Regions from separate parts of the Homo sapiens genome. Here all the other regions are linked to region 1. The links are chromatin contacts, found by Hi-C or POLR2A ChIA-PET in ENCODE. All regions are on one chromosome and are shown on one strand. Each heading gives the region's core, a stretch centred on a gene start or an enhancer-like site at or near the end of the contact. The rest is flanking DNA. Distances are from core to core; before and after follow the strand shown. Region 1 overlaps SLC35F1 (solute carrier family 35 member F1). Region 2 has its middle 84 kb from the start of ASF1A. Region 3 has its middle 17 kb from the start of ROS1.

Region 1 (2,700 bases), core at 194-2,693:
GTAAGTTGGACTGGGCATGGTGGCTTATGCCTATAATCTCAGTACTCTAGGAGGCCGAGGCAGGAGGATTGCGAGTCCAGGAGTTCAAGACTAACCTGAACAACATGGTGAGATTCCCTCTCTACAAAAAAATTTAAAAACTAGCCAGGCATGGTGGTTCACACCTGTAGTCCCAGCTACTTGAGAGGTTGAGGTGGGAGGATTGCTCGAGCCCAGGAGGTCGAGGCTGCAGTCAGCCATGACTGCACCACTGCACTCCAGCCTGAGTGAGAGTAAGACTCTGTCTCAAAAAACAAACAAACAAAAATGTCAATCAGTGCAGGTTATGAAACTTCCTCAAAAAAGTAAGAAATAAAACTATCATATGACCGAGAAATGCCTTTTCTGGGTATATACCCAAAGGAAATGAAATCAGTATGTTGAAGAGATATCTGTACTCTCTTGTTCATCAAAGCACAATAGCCAAGATATGGAAACAACGTAAGTGTCTGTTAATGAATGAAAGGATAAAGAAAATGTGGTGTATATATACAATGAGATATTATTCAGCCTTAAAAGATCTTGTTTTTCTTTTTCTTTAAGAAACATGATACTGAATTACCAATGCACTGTCCAATAAGTTTAAGGGATTTCAACCAGAAGTATAGTTTTTCCTTTTTTTTTTTTTTGAAATGGAGTTTTGCTCTTGTTGCCCAGGCTGGAGTACAACGGCACGGTCTTGGCTCACCGCAACCTCTGCCTCCCAGGTTCAAGTGATTCTCCTGCCTCAGCCTCCCGAGTAGCTGGGATTACAGGTGCATGCCACCACGCTCAGCTACTTTTTGTATTTTTAGTAGAGACGGGGTTTCACCATGTTGGCCAGGCTTGTCTCGAACGCCTGTCTTCGGGTGATCCACCCGCCTCCACCTCCTAAAGTGCTGGGATTACAGGCGTGAGCCACCGTGCCTGGCCTAGTTTTTCCTATACTGTGATTTTCTTTCACTGAACTTTAGTAAATGAAGACAACTTGAAAGACAAAAGTATAACAAATGTAAAAGGAATTTTCTGAGAATCTGGAGTGCCACTACCAGGAAAAAGTGAATCATTTTGTCAGGAGGTCAGCTGGTGTCTGTGGCAGCAGACCTCCCCTTCAATCTGCGACTCTGTGTCAAGTTCTAAGTGACCCCATAGCATTATTGCTCAAGTTAAAGATAGTTACACATAATGAAGCAATCACATTCAGTATTAAGTTCTTTGGTAAGTGCTGACTGCTCAATGACTTGACAGAATATGAATTAAATGCTTTATGTAGTGGTCCCAGAGGAATTGGGCAATAGGAATTTATGCCATTATTTTTGAAACAACTCTGTGTCTGGCAAAAGCCAGAGACACCAGCCTAAGTTGACATCTTCCATGTGGCAATGGTGAATGATTTATATGCTAGGAGGAGTTTCCCCTTTGCTTGTAACAAAAACTATTTTTAACTCTCACAGTCAAGAGAATTTTGTTTTCTGGCTCAGGCACCTTTTAGATTAATATGCTTCCTAAAATTGAAATGACTCATTAGGATCTGTACTTTGAGTGGGCTGGAGTCTTGGTTCATACATCTCTCAGAAAGTCATTTCATCTTGAAGCTTTGGGAGAAGTCCCTCCAGCCACCCACGCGCTGGATAACTAGGGGAAAACTGATTAAGGGCTGTCAAGGAAAAAACAGAGCAAAGTGTACATTCCATTATCATTGAAGAAGTCTTGTCATGACCAAAAGGTGAAACAGTGCAGGAAAAAATTCAACTTCTTTTTGTTGTTTCACTTTCACTTATCTGCTCAGAGAACTATTTTCATGAGTTGGTTACAATTTTCAGGCCTCTTTTTTCTTACATCTGAGGGAAGGGGGCTTGGCATTAACTGGAACATTTGTCAGTCTCGGCAAAGATGGTGAGGGAGAAAGAAATAGAAATAAAAACAAGCTCTCAAAATGTGAGTGCTCCATTTGACAGAGAAGCAATTTCAGCATTGGCATTTTGGGGAAGAAGGGAGAAGAGAGGTAACATTCACATGCCTGCCTAGTGCAGGCTGTTGTTACATACATTATCTCATTTCAGATTTTGAGTCAGTGACAGAGAGCATGGGGTAGTGAACAAATCACAACTTGTACACATTACAAGAAAATGAGATCTCTCCAGAATAAAGGTCCAGAGAGATAGAATGAGATAGAGAGATAGAATGAGAGACAGTTGGGCATGAGTAATTGGATTGATATGGGAAAACAGAGGAATCTCTGGAAGGGCTGGGAGTCTATAGAAAATTTATGACTACATCAGCTTTAGAAGATAACCCAAAACCCTGGGAAGCTGGCTTTGGTTCAAGTTGTCTAGGAAACTTATCTTAAGTCCTTAACAGTTCATCAGACAGGAAAAGCTGTACCTTGATTTGCATTGTGGGGTTCTCTGAGTTCACCATTTCCCTGGGGATGGATCATTTATGGCCTCATTTAGAGACTGTGGACTACAGGTCCTATTCACTTTTATATCTCTAGCACCTAGCTTGGTATCTAGCAAATAAAAGCAGCTCAGTCAATGCTTACTGAATGAATGCCATGAATGTTGAACCACTATGTATTTGTTATTTGAAAATTGGGCAGACCCAATCCCAGTAAACTTAGTCAAAATGAAATACTTATATTATCTTAGGAATAGTTTAAAAAACTAAAGATTGGGAAGG
Region 2 (2,700 bases), core at 43-2,542, 620 kb before region 1:
TTTCTCTTGTATGGTCTTTAATGTGTGTATCAAGGAAGCACATGGATTGTCTTGGGGGAATATGAACAGTCTCACAGGTCACATTTCTGTTCAATAAAGAGAGGTGTAAAAAATAACCTTTGGCCGGGTGCGGTGGCTCACACCTGTAATCCCTGCAGTTTGGGAAGCTGAGGTGGGTGGATCACTTGAGGTAAGGAGTTCAAGACCAGTCTGGCCAACATGGTGAAACCCCGTCTCTACTAAAAATACAAAAATTAGCTGGGTGTGGTGGTAGGCGCCTGTAATCCCAGCTACTCGGGAGGCTGAGGCAGGAGAATCACTTGAACCTGGGAGGCGGAGGTTGCAGTGAGCCAAGATCATGCCACTGCACTCCAGCCTGGGTGACAGAGTAAGACCCTGTCTCACAAACAAACAAACAAAAAACCTTTAATTCTGAATCAAGTTGCCAAAATATTTTGATTTCAGTCCCAGTGTACTTCTTGAAAACATTTTAATAATGTAAAATTATCTAAACACAATAAAAACTATACTTAATTTTATCTGTGAGAGGGCTAAACCAGAATTTAAATTCTATTGTAACTATATGAGATAATGGAATTTTCTGATACTGTAAAAGATTAATCTTCAGTGCATATGTAGTATTCTAAAATGTATAATAGGAATTTTATTGTAATTTTTGGTGTCTTATAGAAATATGAGCAAAACAAACATATTATTCTGATATCTTTAACTCTGTGGCTTAATGCAAATTTTAAACTTTTTTGAAGGTATACCAAAACATTAAACATTTATTCTTGGTTGACAAATTTTAATTCTAACAAACTTACACATTCTGTAGGCATACTTGATTTCTGTTCCTTCTCCATGTGCTAAACCTTCTGCTTAACGGGTGGAATGCTAGAGAAAATCCTAGGTTAACTCAGAGAGCTTGCCTTTAGCCAGTTCACAATATTTAGGAGTTCAGAAACTATCCAACCTTGAATTCTAGGTCACTAGAGACTTCCTGGGACCTGGTGAACCTTTCAGATGCAACTTACCAAACAACCAGTTTCCAAACCTATTAACATCACAATGTAGGAAGCTAAGCCAGTGCTTCTTCCTCAGTGTTCAAAACCATCCTCTGAGCTTGCTTTCCTTATTAACATTCAAGAAAGATAAAAGCGCCCTGGCTCACATTAGTACCCACTCCAATTGGGGTGTTCCTGTCAGTGTTCTGTCTTGCATGTGACATAGCCCCCCAGGTATACGGGGAGCCATTACCCACACACATCCTCTTCACTGTCACTCAGAGGACATGCACAGGAAGTGGTGGCAACCGCCCCTTATGACACACTCAGTAGTTCTTGTATCTGTTCCACTGCCACATCTCTTCCTTAAAGGCTTGAAAATGCATCTAAGGGTAATATTTGTAATAAAAGTGAACTTGACAGATATTAAACTAAATTTTAAAAAATTGTGTCTGTGAATAGTCCGGTGCAAGATACAGTTTAAGGGAGGAAATGGGATATACATACTGGGCCAGGACTTACCGAGAAATGAGTAATTTCTATATCTTGTGAATGCAAATTATTTTTAGGCCACTCTTCTTTATGTTTAGTTGGAATTGCAATTCCTTGGTAGAGGTGAACCGACAGAAAGCAAGCATTTGTATCAGGTGTGTTTTTATGTGGGAACAAACTTGGTTTAACTTACAGTTTTCATGATAAGCAAAACCAATGCTGGAATATTGCTTACTATTTTGAGATCTAACTTTTTCAGTGCTCAATAATACATAGAGTGCGAGGTGGGCAGATTACTTGAGGTCAGGAGTTCAACACCAGCCTGGCCAATATAGTGAAACCCCGCCTCTACTAAAAATACAATAATTAGTGGGGTGAGGTGGTACGCTTCTGTAGACCCAGCTACTTGGGAGGCTGAGGCAGGAAAATCGCTTGAACCCGGTAGGTGGAGGTTGCACTGAGCTGAGATTGTGTCACCGCTCTCCAGCCTGGATGACAGAGTGAGACTCCGTCTCAAATTTAAAAAAAAAAACAACATAGACTGGGTAATAGAACAAAACTAAGAACAAGGCAAATTGGGTTCTAGAACTAGCCAACAGTGTGGCTTCGCCGTCTTCAGCGGTCTTGTCCATAAAGGCTGAGGATCAGGCCTATCTATTACATATTGCTGAGTTACAGAAAAGGAAACCCTCAGAAGCTAGCTGAAATAAAGGCAAGTTTGCTGTAGGGATACAGCAGGGAGTCTCATTAAGGACAGGCAACAAAGTCTCACCAGGCCACATGGGCCCAGAACTGGAAAGTCAGGACTGAAACTGTTCCCTCAGCCTCTCCTGGATCCTCAAGGTCCCGTGTTGTTGCCTCTCTCAATGAGTGTGCTCCAGTTTCCTGTTCCTCCCAGCAGCCCCACGTTCTGTGCTCACTCAAGGCTTATCTGCTCCAGCTACCCTCTGGCTTTTGAACTACTTTGGGGCCTGGCTCCAGCTGTGACTTTCTCTGACCTTGCCAGATGATGCCCTACCTACATCTTTCTGATTCAAGCTTTTTAGTTCAGATTCTTGGTGGGTTCATCTTGGCTTGAAAGGGAGTAGAGGATGAGGAGAGTGGCCACCTGGTATAGACACAGCTGCTTGAGCTCTGGGTGGAGACAGTCTCAGAGAGTGTGGGGTGGGAGGCAGTGATTGGCCAGTCTACCGCATCTCTA
Region 3 (2,700 bases), core at 57-2,556, 750 kb after region 1:
GACCTACTCAGTCTTAGATCTCTGTTTTAGTAACTCCTTTGAAATATAGGCAGTAGATCTCATGTATTCTGGGAATAACCTAATACAATGTAAATTAAATAAAATTAAAAACATTTTATTTAACCCAATGTATCAAAATATCATTAAATATGTAATCGATATTAACAATTGAGATAGCTTACACTTACAGGGTGTCCCAATTCGTACTAGCAACCTGTCAAATGCTTAGCTGCCACATGTGACTAGTGGCTACCCTACTGGACAGTGCAGCTGTAGAAGGTTAAAAATTGAAGAGAAAGATTAGAAACCAGATTATAGGAAGAGAACAAGAGATGTGCCAGTGACTCTAGGAATCTAAGCTTATTATTAAATATTTATTTAAGAAGTGTTATTATTACGATGGATAATAATAGACTTAAAATATTGCCATTACCCCTGAAAGCTTTATTCACATTCCAAAACCGAGAGATGTTTAGTTATAGCAACCCTTAGAATGCAATTTCCTGTAGTTCGGGGATTGTTTCTCCTCTGTGTTTGATCATTGGTTTTTGTTTTTATTTTTTGTGGTGGTAGGGGTTATTCTAAACTTCGAAGTCATAGTTATACATAAAATAAATTTCCTCCTTAAAAGGAGCAGGACCATTCGAATGAGATATTCCAGCCTCCTAAAAAGAAAAGAATACTAATGACTCATTTAAAACATCATCTGGCTAATAGCAGCTTAATATTAAGGTTAAGGTTATGAACTTTAGGGTCACATAAACTTAGGTTTCATTTCCAATTCTGCTACCTCCTATCTGTGTGTACCTGAGAAACTTTTTAAACCTCTTTGTGCTTCAGTTTTCTCAACTGTAAATGGATATGCTAACAATTATTTTATTGAGTCTTAAGAGAATGGAACAAGATAATGCTTATAAACCATTCTCCAGTGAGTAGTAAATACTCATTAAGTTAAGAGAACATGCCTCATGTCTGTTTCAAAATGGCTATGATTCTGTGTCAAAGGCAGAAGCAATCAGAACCATTTTGAATTACATGTATATTTCAAAACAAGGGAATTAAACTTTGATACATTATGTAAAAATTTAAATAGCTGATATGGTTTGTCTGTGTCCGCACAGCCAAATCTCATCTTGAATTCCCATGTGTTGTGGGAGGCACCTGGTGGGAGGTAATTGAATCATGGGGGCGGGTCTTTCCCATGCTGTTCTCATGATAGCGCATAAGTCTCATGAGATCTGATGGTTTTGAAAAGGGGGAGTTTCCCTGCCCAAACTCTCTTTTTGCCTGCTGCCATCCGTGTAAGATGTGACTTGGTCCTCCTTGCCTTCCGCCATGATTGTGAGGTCTCCCCAGCCACGTGGAACTGTAAGTCCATTAAACCTCTTTTTCTTCCCGGTTTCAGGTATGTCTTTATCAGCAGCATGAAAACATACTAATACAATAGCATATCTTCAAAATTCCTACGGCAGACTCTCTTTTCCTTAATAATGACCTTTTAAATAGGAATCTTGAAAGAAGCTCCCAAAGCAGTTTACTTCCCACTCACTAGGCAGGCAATGGGCACACAAGCCTGCTTTCTTGATGATACTGCAGATCTGCACTGAGGTCCACTCTCTAGACTCTTTCCTATTAATGTTCTGGTGCCTGTGGTTTGCACTAACCTGCTTTCGAAGCCAAGTCTTTGAGAGTAAAGTAAATATTGTATTGTTATATGTTGGAGGAATTTTGCAACCATTTTGCATTGTGAAATTTTGTATCAAAGGGTACAATTGAAAACTTTGTCTGAAATGTATGTTGCAATATTTGCAAATGCAGACTAGGTGATTGAAGAAAGAAATGAGGATCTTTGCTAAGTCTGAAGGCATGGTTTCCTACTCCTTCATCTTCTATGAGTTTAAATAGTACTTCTATCATTACGATAGAACTTCTAAAATGAGACACTTTATGCTTACTTGTGATCTTTAAGTGGTCAGAGTGCTCTCATTGAAAGTATGTGAGAAATGCTGATAAACTTTTTCATTAAATATAAATAGCTACAAAAATTTGTGTAGATGTTTTTAATTTGTGAGCAGATAACCTCGTTGACTTAGGAAAGACTAATTCATGGTTTTAATTAAAATCATAAACTTAATATCTCACTAATAATTAACAAAATTGTGTAAGGGGTAAGTAATGTTATTATATTTAAAATAGCAGCCTGCACACCTAGCCCTCAATCCCTACAAGCCTGTCCTTTTTTCTCTTTAATACTTTTCACCAAATAATAACTTACATGTTTTACTTGCTTATGTCTGCCCTGTCCTCCCCCAGCCCTACCCAGATGAGGACAGGGATTTTTATCTGTTTAGTTCACTGTTGTCTTCACAGTGCCTTGCAGTCTTTGGCAAATAGCAGGCAATAAATAACTGTTGAATCTTTATGTGACAAATCATTATGACTAATTTACCCTCTAACTTGAACAACATGAACTTCTAAAATTACAAAATTTTAAAACATGTGAGGTAATTTATTAGGAATTTCCCAAGTGGCGGGTACCAACATTTTGAGGTTGAATCAGTTATTACCTCCATTTACAGATGAGAAAATTGAGGCAGACAGAACTTAAGTAACTCCTGTGGTCACTTAGCTTATAAGTGGTGACATCAGGGTTGGACATGACTAATATGGGAGTCCATGGCGTAATTACTGTGTAATTTC

Evidence for each region. Hi-C counts contacts between places; a loop is a spot of excess contacts on that map. ChIA-PET counts read pairs that join two places held with the same protein, here RNA polymerase II (POLR2A). Pooled maps may share reads with other maps.
Region 2: a loop to region 1 is called in a pooled map, with 5 times the contacts of the local background. The contact joins two enhancer-like sites. A Hi-C loop is called at or near these places in 1 of 37 single-sample maps with no recorded cell type and 2 of 50 pooled maps. POLR2A ChIA-PET finds 5 or more read pairs at or near these places in 1 of 52 experiments (Panc1).
Region 3: a map with no recorded cell type shows a loop between it and region 1 (8-fold over the local background). The contact joins two enhancer-like sites. A Hi-C loop is called at or near these places in 1 of 37 single-sample maps with no recorded cell type. POLR2A ChIA-PET finds 5 or more read pairs at or near these places in 1 of 52 experiments (HCT116).

The regions. Positions count from the first base shown.
Region 1 is chr6:118,186,519-118,189,218 of GRCh38, reverse strand. The region is part of intron 2 of SLC35F1 (solute carrier family 35 member F1); the gene reads right to left. Among named protein-coding and RNA genes, the nearest start is that of SLC35F1, 280 kb to the right of the region's middle. RefSeq lists a silencer at 856-1,069. Within about 2 kb of position 1,443, at least 5 of the 41 ENCODE cell types and tissues checked have a DNase peak (open chromatin) inside an H3K27ac peak, as active enhancers do.
Region 2 is chr6:118,809,188-118,811,887 of GRCh38, reverse strand. No RefSeq gene overlaps it. Among named protein-coding and RNA genes, the nearest start is that of ASF1A, 84 kb to the left of the region's middle. Within about 2 kb of position 1,292, at least 7 of the 41 ENCODE cell types and tissues checked have a DNase peak (open chromatin) inside an H3K27ac peak, as active enhancers do.
Region 3 is chr6:117,441,102-117,443,801 of GRCh38, reverse strand. No RefSeq gene overlaps it. Among named protein-coding and RNA genes, the nearest start is that of ROS1, 17 kb to the right of the region's middle. Within about 2 kb of position 1,306, at least 3 of the 41 ENCODE cell types and tissues checked have a DNase peak (open chromatin) inside an H3K27ac peak, as active enhancers do.